Regions from separate parts of the Homo sapiens genome. Here region 2 is linked to region 1. Evidence: read pairs that join two places in POLR2A ChIA-PET (ENCODE). Cell type or tissue: Caco-2. All regions are shown on one strand. Links, peaks and the distances in the headings refer to the core of each region. The heading gives the core; the rest is flanking DNA.

Evidence for each region. Peaks named below come from ENCODE experiments on the same cell type or tissue, not always from the same donor. Only the 100,000 strongest peaks of a DNase experiment are listed, where the experiment ranks them.
Region 2: POLR2A ChIA-PET joins it to region 1 with 5 read pairs; 3 of 35 experiments call an interaction of 5 or more read pairs at or near these places.

The regions. Positions count from the first base shown.
Region 1 is chr20:36,774,792-36,779,182 of GRCh38, forward strand. MTCL2 (microtubule crosslinking factor 2) reads right to left here. Exons shown (of 15, transcript NM_080627.4): 15 at 2,656-4,391. It overlaps LOC124904894 (a long non-coding RNA gene), which reads left to right and starts at 344. Exons shown (of 2, transcript XR_007067574.1): 1 at 344-427; 2 at 2,014-2,301. In Caco-2, for the core only: no CTCF peak of the experiment used is centred there; no DNase peak of the experiment used is centred there.
Region 2 is chr20:36,678,539-36,682,929 of GRCh38, forward strand. NDRG3 (NDRG family member 3) reads right to left here. Exons shown (of 16, transcript NM_032013.4): 7 at 3,980-4,040; 8 at 2,278-2,364. Among named protein-coding and RNA genes, the nearest start is that of SLA2, 35 kb to the left of the region's middle. In Caco-2, for the core only: no CTCF peak of the experiment used is centred there; no DNase peak of the experiment used is centred there.

The DNA.
Region 1 (4,391 bases), core at 228-4,227:
GACCTCAAGTGATCCACCCACTTCGGCCTCCCAAAGAGCTGGGATTACAGGCATGAGCCACTGCGCCCGGCCACATCCTCGAATTTTAAGCCTCAGCTAAGGAATGATTGATTTCTCTCCAAGCATTCTCTCTGGCCTTAGGCTGAAAACCAACTGTCCTTTCTGTGCTCCCAGGAGCCCAATCTGTTCCTGCTCCACTATCCCATGCTGGTCTAGGAGGCTCCAGAGAGCGGGCTGCTTCCTCAGCACCCAGCACGACGCCACCAAAATGTCCCCTTGGATGTGCACAGTCCTTTCTTTCACAGAAAAACTTCCAAATATTGAATTATAAGCAGCCCACAGTCCAAAAGAGGGGTTGGAGAGAGGCAGCTGGAGCTGACCGTGGTCATCCTTCCATAGCAGTTGTGGTCCTTGGAAAAGTTTTCTGGTGGGAGACAAAAATCTGCCTTCCTGAAATTTCCACCCTGTGGTTCCAGCCTGCTGGCTGCAGCAGCCATTCTGAAAGCAGAGATTTGCCCTTGGCTCCCTGAATATCACTTTCTGGGGTTGAGAGGTACCCAGTTCCTTTTATGCTTGCCTGCCTCTTAAACTCCTCTCTGTCAACGTGCCAGGAAGAGAACTCAGTGTTCCTTCCCAGCTAGGGCTGGCCATCCTGGGGCACAATGAGAAAATGATTTCATGGAATACAGACCCAATACATCTTCTACATCGTTTCCCTGCTTTGAATTGTTGCATGGCTCCCTCCTGTCCACAGGAGGCACACATTTTTTTCCCCTATAAGGCACTGTGTCATTAGGCTGGGTGTGGTGGCTCACGCCTCTAATCCCAGCAGTTTGGGAGGCTGAGGCCTGCGGATCAGTTGAGGTCAGGAGTTTGAGACCAGCCTGGCCAACATAGCAAAACCCTGTCTCTACTAAAAATACAAAAATTAGCCAGGTGTGGTGGTATGCACCTATAATCCCTGTTACTTGAGAGGCTGAAGCAGGAGAATCACTTGAACCTGGGAGGCCAGGAGAATCACTTGAACCTGGGAGGCCAGGGCTGCGGTGAGCTAAGAACATGCCACTGTACTCCAGTCTGGGCAACAGAGCAAGATTTCATCTCAAAAAAAAAAAAAAAAAAGAAAAAAGAAAAGAAAAGGAAAAAGAAAAAAGGCACTGTGTGATCTGACCCAGCCTCTTCTTTCAGTTCCCCAGTTCTGCTCTGCTCTCTTTCTACGAGGCTTTCACACATGGTATTCCCTCTCCCTGGAACCACTTCCCCTCAGTCCCGTGCCTACAACACACCACCATGGCCTTCATCTGGTCAACATCTCAATCTTAGGTGTCATTCAGATGTCCTTTCCTCTGTGAAGCCTTTCTTGTTTCCTCTGGGCTGGCTGAGCACCCTGGGCTCCCCCTGCCATTAACATTTGATTTCATATCTTCCAGGCCCATCCATTGTATCCTCAATACCTAGCACATGCCTGGCTGTTATTAGCCCCTCATAGAAGAGATCTATGAAGTATCATGTAGCCAGCTTCTAAGATGGCCCCCAATGACCCCTGGTTCCTGGTGTTCATGCCCTCGTGTTGTCCCCTCCCATGCTGAAGAATGCTAGTCTATATAACCAATTAGATATTGCAGACATTATAGACATTATAGTCTGTGGCTTTTTTTTTTTTTTTTGAGACGGAGTTTTGCTCTTGTTGCCCAGGCTGGAGTGCAATGGCGCGATCTTGGTTCACAGCAACCTCTGCCTCCTGAGTTCAAGCGATTCTCCTGCCTCAGCCTCCCGAGTAGCTGGGATTACATGCATGCACCACCACACCCAGCTAACTGTGTATTTTTAGTAGAGATGGGGTTTCTCTATGTTGGTCAGGCTGATCTCCAACTCCCGACCTCAGGTGATCTGCCCGCCTCGGCCTCCCAAAGTGCTGGGATTACAGGCATGAGCCACCGCGCCTGGCCTAGTCTGTGAGTTTCAAGGCTTAGCTATAAAAGACATTGTGACTTCCTCCCTGCTCTCTCATAGATCACATGCTGTGGAGGAAGCCAGACGCCATGTTGTGAAGGCACGCAAACAGCCTACAGAGGTCCACATGGTGAGGAACTGAGGCCTCCTGCAAACAGCTAGCAATGACTTGCCAGGCATAAGTAGCTACTTTGCAAATGGGTCTTCCAGCTCATCAGGCATTCAAATGACTGTAGCCTGACTGACAACTGACTGCAACCTCCTGAGACCTTGAATCAGAACTGCCCAGCTCCCAAATTCCTGACCCATAGCATCTGTGGGGTATAATAAATGTTTCGGAATAATTAATTACGCTTCAATAGACAATTGACACACACCTAAAAGTGTCTTTTTTTTTTTCATAAAATTGTTAAAGTCTTTTGTAGAAAAGTTCAATTCTATTTTTCTTCTTTTTGAAGACTGCATTTGTTTCTCAGTGGTCATATCACACTGTGTGGGAGACGCTGAAGTATCAGCAGGCAGCAGCCAGAACACCTGGTGGCCCCTCCCAAGTGACTCCAAACCAGCCAGCTGGCTGTGGCCTCCCTGGGCTCCCCACTTCCCAGGCAGCTGGGAGTGGGGAAAAGTTAGGTTTCAGATCCGCTGGGGCCCCCACCCACCTCATTAGAAAAATCAGAGAGGAGGCCAAGTCCACAGCAGCTGTTCATATGACATACTTTATTTCCAATCTACAACCATTAAAAACGCTTTATAAGTTTACACTGTACAGTTATTCTCATGTCTGAAATAAGACACAGGGGCAGGGAGAGCTGGTGGATTGGACTGCAGTTGTCCTAGCACCCGATCCATCCTAGGAAGGAGCCTTTTGAAGACAGAAGTGGAAAGGAGAGAATAGTGGACAAGAGAGGTGGACAGTTGGCCCAAGGATGCCCTTGGTCCCTTCCCTCCCATGGGCCTTGCCCTGGGGGTCCCCCAGGGCCCATGACTGCAGGACCCTCACCAGGAAACCAGGCTGAGTGGGAAGGGGGTTCACAGTATTGGCGGGGGCTGGGGAGGGGCCAGGATGAGGAGGAAGGGCAGCTTCTGGCTCTCTTCCCAGCTGCTGGGGGTTGGAGCTGTTTTTTGGCACTGTCTACAAGGTATCCCTGGGGTTGGGAGGAGGAGGAACTGGGGATTTAGGATGCTTTCTTTGTGGAGTTAAGATTTCTTTCAGTTTGAAGAGGCGCTATCTGGCCTATGGTGAGGTTCCCAAGGGAGAAACAGTCAGGGTCTTCTGCCTCCTGCCTCCCCAGGACTCCCACCCCCTCCCTGGCTGGCACCATCCACACAGCCTTTTGTAAAACCAAGACAAGTGAGAGAGGTGAGCAGGAGCAGGGAAACAAACAATGTGTGCTTTCTCCAGGCCCTTCAACTTCTCTTCCTCTTCCAAGAGGAGCGACTATAGGGTTGGTTTTTGTTGGTGGTGGTTCCCAATCTCAGGAGTCCAGATAAGGCTGGTGTTTTCCACCTGTTCTTGGCCTAGCCAGTCCCAGTCCCTCCCCAGGCTCTACTAATGGCTAGCCCAGATCAGCAGTTGGCATATTCTTATGCGTCAGAATCATTTGGAGGGCTCCTTAAAACCCCAGCTTGTAGGGCCCCACTCCACAAGCTCTAATTCAGTGGGTCTTGGGTGGGGCTGCTAATCTGCACTTCTATCAAGTTCCCAGGTGATATTCCTGCTGCTGGAATGCAATACAAGAACCACTGGCTGAGAATGGTGCCCGCAGTCACCTCATTCTGAGCAGCCTGGTGTCTCCTGGGCAGCACTAAGGAGCTGGGCCACAGCTGGCAAAGCCCAGCCTTGGGGCACCACATCACCTGGGAAGCTGCTGGAAATGGTCTTGGGGTGAGTCCCCCGTGCAGAGAAGTAAACTAAGGCACAGAGATCAGTGGCAGAGCTGAGAGAGGAGCCAGGATACCAGGGCCCAGTAGAGAAAGGATGGGGCTGCAGGACCCTACAGCATGAGGGGTGCTCTAGGGACCACAGGGCCATCCTGGTGCTCATCACAGGATCACAAGACTGGGAAGGTAGGAGAAGTGAAGACATCTGCCCAGACCTGGGCCAGGTTTCCAGATTGCCAGCTGAGGTCCCTCTTCTTGGGAATGGTTTGAGTGGCTTCCAAATAAAGAGTGACAAGGCAGCCAGCCCTGACTGCCTCAGCCCTTCAAAGATGTTTAGAGAAAACCAAAGGTCCCTTCCTCAGGGCATGGTGTCCAGAAAGCTGGTGAAGGGCAGGAAGGGAGGGGAGCAGGGCCGTTGGGATAGACAAGCAGCAGAGGAGGCTCCAAGGAGGGTGAGGAAGGAGTGGCAGGGCTGGCATTGGAGAGAAGCCCTGAGCAGGAGACTTGGGCCCAGCATCATGTCCTCAGTCCCCTCAGGACTTGGGTCTGTATATTTT
Region 2 (4,391 bases), core at 149-4,148, 96 kb before region 1:
GGCATGGTGGCAGGCACCTGTGATCCCAGCTACTCGGGAGGCTGAGGCTGAGAGTTGCTTAAACCTGGGAGGCAGAGGTTGCAGTGAGCCAAGATCATGCCACTGCACTCCAGCCTGGGCGACAAGAGCGAGACTCCGTCTCAAACAAACAACAACAGGATTATCTATCTATAAGCATAGCTTAACATTTAAAAGATGATGTAATTAAAAATTCTTATTTTAATGACTAAAGCTATTTTGGTAATGGAAAACATAAAAACAAACTAATATCACAAATAAAACTGCTTGTCTTTTACTAAAATTAAAAGTACTTATAATATCAAATGTTGGTGATGTGGAGCAACTGAAACTTTCACGCACTGCTGTTGTGTAAATGGTTAAATACTTTGAAGACATTTTCATTTACTTTATTTTTATTTTTGTTTTCTTTGAGAGAGAGTCTCACTCTGTTGCCCAGGCTGGCGTGCAGTGGCACGATCTTGGCTCACCGCAACCTCCACCTCCTGGGTTCAAGCAATTCTCCTGCCTCAGCCTCCTGAGTAGCTGGGATTACAGATGTGTACCATCATGCCCCACACCCCAGCTAATTTTCGTATTTTTAGTAGAGACAGGGTTTTGCCATGTTGGCCTGGCTAGTCTTGAACTCCTGACCTCAAGTGATCCTCCCACCTCGGCCTCCCAAAGTATTGGCATTACAGGCGTGAGCTACCATGCCTGGCCTTGGTCAAATACTTTGGAAAACTGTTTGATTATATCTACTAAAGCTAAACATACAAATGCCCTATGACATAGCAATTTCACTCCTAGGTATAAACCCAAGAGAAATAAATGTGTATGTCTACTGAAAGACATAAGGAATATGCACAGCAGCTTTACTCATAAGATCCAAATAACAGAAACAACTCGTTCTGTGTATTCACACAATAGGTTACTAAAGAACCGTTTAGAACTCCTGTTAAATTGCAATTTTTTTTTTTTTTTTGAGACAGAGTTTCACTCTTGTCACCCAGGCTGGAGCGCAATGGTGTGATCTCAGCTCACTGGAATCTCCACCTCCCAGGTTCAAGTGATTATCCTGTCTCAGCCCCCCGAGTAGCTGGGATTACAGGCACCCACCACCACGCCCGGCTAATTTTTGTATTTTTAGTAGAGACGGAGTTTCGCCATGTTGGCCAGGCTGGTCTTGAACTCCTGACCTCAGGTGATCTGCCCACCTTGACCTCCCAAAGTGCTGGAATTACAGGCGTGAGCCACCGCGCCTGGCCAAATTGTAATTTATTTATTTATTTATTTTTATTTTTTTCAGATGGAGTTTTGCTCTTGTTGCCCAGACTGGAGTGCAATGGCACGATCTTAGCTCACTGCAACCTCTGCCTCCCAGGTTCAAGTGATTCTCCTGCCTCAGCCTCCCGAGTAGCTGGGATTACAGGCATGCACCACCACACCCGACTAATTTTGTATTTTTAGTAGAGATGGGGTTTCTCCATGTTGGTCAGGCTGGTCTCAAACTCCCGACCTCAGGTGATCTTCCCGCCTCTGCCTCCCAAAGTGCTGGGATTACAGGCATGAGCCACCGTGCCCAGTCCAAACTGTAATTTAGAACTACTGCTACATACAACTTGGATGAGTTTCACAGACACCGTGATGAAAGAAAAGAAACCAGACAGGCTGGGTGCGGTGGCTCACGCCTGTAATCCCAGCAGTTTGGGAGGCCGAGGCGGGTGGATCACAAGGTCAGGAGTTCAAGACCAGCCTGGTCAAGATGGTGAAACCTGGTCTCTCCTAAAAATACAAAAAAATTAGCCGGGCATGGTGGTGGGCACCTGTAATCCCAGCCACTCGGGAGGCTGAGGCAGAGAATTGCTTGAACCGGGAGGTGGAGGTTGCAGTGAGCCAAGATCATGCCACTGCACTCCAGCCTGGGCAACAGAGTGAGACTCCATCTCAAAAAAAAAAAAAAAATACAGTTTCTATGATTCCAATTTAACAGATAAAACTGTTTAAAAACAGATAAAACTTATCTCTGGTAACAACAGTCAGAACAGGTAATTTCTGGGAAGGAGAGGAAGTATCAATTAGGAAAAGATACAACGGAATCCCCTAGTGAGCTGGGAATATTCTATATCTTGATTGGATGGTGATTTTATATGTAAACATTCTTCAAGCTATATACTTAACATTTTTACCCTTAACTGTATATATACCTCAATGAAAAACTGGTAAGCTGTTTTGAGATGGGCCAAGATAAGCCGATGGACACCTTCATGTGGTACTTACTTTGGAAGCTGCCCAGTCAATCCAGCCTTTAGCGCAAGGGTCAACATTAATGAGCACAAGGCCTTCCACAAGCTCTGGATGGTTGAGCTGAAAGATGAGGCAAAGACAATAGTATGAAAGCTACACTCCCACAGTTCTTCTAAACAGTTGGAACATGGTTGATCAATTCTTACTTACATGCCTTAATGCCTCACATTTGAAAGTAAGACTACAAAGAGGGAGAACATGTGGAAAAATAGCTCTTGAAATCTGACTTAGCATATGGAAACCAGTTTCTGGTTTTGCTATCAAATTACTTATTTTACTATCAAATTATCTTGTCTTGCAAAGATCTATATGCAGTTGTTCAATTCATGGTGGATCTTCCTCATTGGGAAAGTGCGCTTGGCACAAGCAGCTGCTCCATGCTCATATATCTTTGTTCTCAACAGAGGCTTCTGAAGTTTTTTTTTCTGAAACCATCTGAACAGTCTGTATCATCCTCAGAAGACTCTCCTATCACTGAGGACGTATTAAAAAAAAATAATGATAATAATGTCTGGCCGGGCACGGTGGCTCACGCCTGTAATCTCCGCACTTTGGGAGGCTGAGGAGGGTGGATCACGAGGTCAGGAGTTAGAGACCAGCCTGACCAACATGGCGAAACCCCATGTCTACTAAAAATGCAAAAATTAGCTGGGTGTGGTAGTGGGCGCCTGTAATCCCAGCTACTCAGGAGGCTGAGGCAGGAGAATCACTTAAACCCAGGAGGCGGAGGTTGCAGTGAGCCGAGATTGCACCACTGCACTCCAGCCTGGGCGACACAGCAAGACTTCATCTCAAAAAAAAAAAAAAAAAAAATTTATAATAGGAGCTCTAGCTCTCTAGCTTATTTAATTTAATTTAATTTAATTTTCTTTTTGAGACAGAGTTTCGCTCTTGTTGCCCAGGCTGGTGCAGTGATGCTATCTCGGCTCACTACAATCTCGGCCTCTAGGATTCATGCAATTCTCCTGCCTCAGCCTCCTGAGTAGCTGGGATTACAGGCACCTACCACCACGCCCAGCTAATTTTTGTATTTTTAGTGGAGACGGGGTTTCACCATGTTGGCCAGGCTGGTCTCGAACTCCTGACCTCAGGTGATCCACCCGTGTCGGCCTCCCAAAGTGCTAGGATCACAGGCGTGAGCCACCGTGCCTGGTCCCTGGCTTACTTTTTTTCTCTGACTACAGTGATTATATTCACGATAGAAAATTTGATAAGCAGAGAAATTATAAAAAGCAGAAAATAAAAATTTCACATTATCTTACCACATATCAATCCATTAATATTTTTTGGTACATTTTCTTCCAGTCCTTTCCTATGGCTATGACAAACTTTATGTCAATCTATATTCTAACTTTTTGGTTAACATTATAATGTATGCAAACCATGTATCATTATAAAGCTTTTCGTAAACTTAATTTTAATGGCCGCACAAAATTCCATTATAAGCAGCATCTAGGACTTGCTTTTTATTGATGATGTACTGTCCCCATTTGTGATTTTTCAGGTATTGTTAAGTACAAAGCTAGGCTTTATACAACCTGTATCTAAAGCTGACAGAAGTTACAGAAAAACTGACATAAGGCCCAGAATACTGCCTGGTCATTTAACACAGCAGTAATAGCTGTGACCCAGGCACTGCCTCAAGGATGTTGAGGCTAATCCTCTACATACTTACTGCAAATCTGCTGAGGATGTAAGCTCCAGCTCCAACTCCAATTCCAATGATGCTTTTCAGGCTGTGAATGGGACATAACGACAACTGACAGAGTCAACTTCATTTGCAGGCAGCATTGCATAATTGAAAGCATACAACCTGGGTTGAAATCCTGGCTCTGATATTTATTAGATGTGAGAATTTGGGCAAGTGTTTTTTTTCTTTCCCCTAACTTTCTGAGCCTCAGTTCCTTATTTATAAAACAAGGATCTCAGCTGGGCGCAGTGGCTTACGCCTGTAATCTTAGCACTTTGGGAGGCCGAGGCAGGCGGATCACGAGGTCGGCGGATCACGAGGTCAGCAGATCAAGACCATCCTGGCCAACATGGTGAAACCCCGTCTCTACTAAAATACAAAAAATTAGCCGGGCATG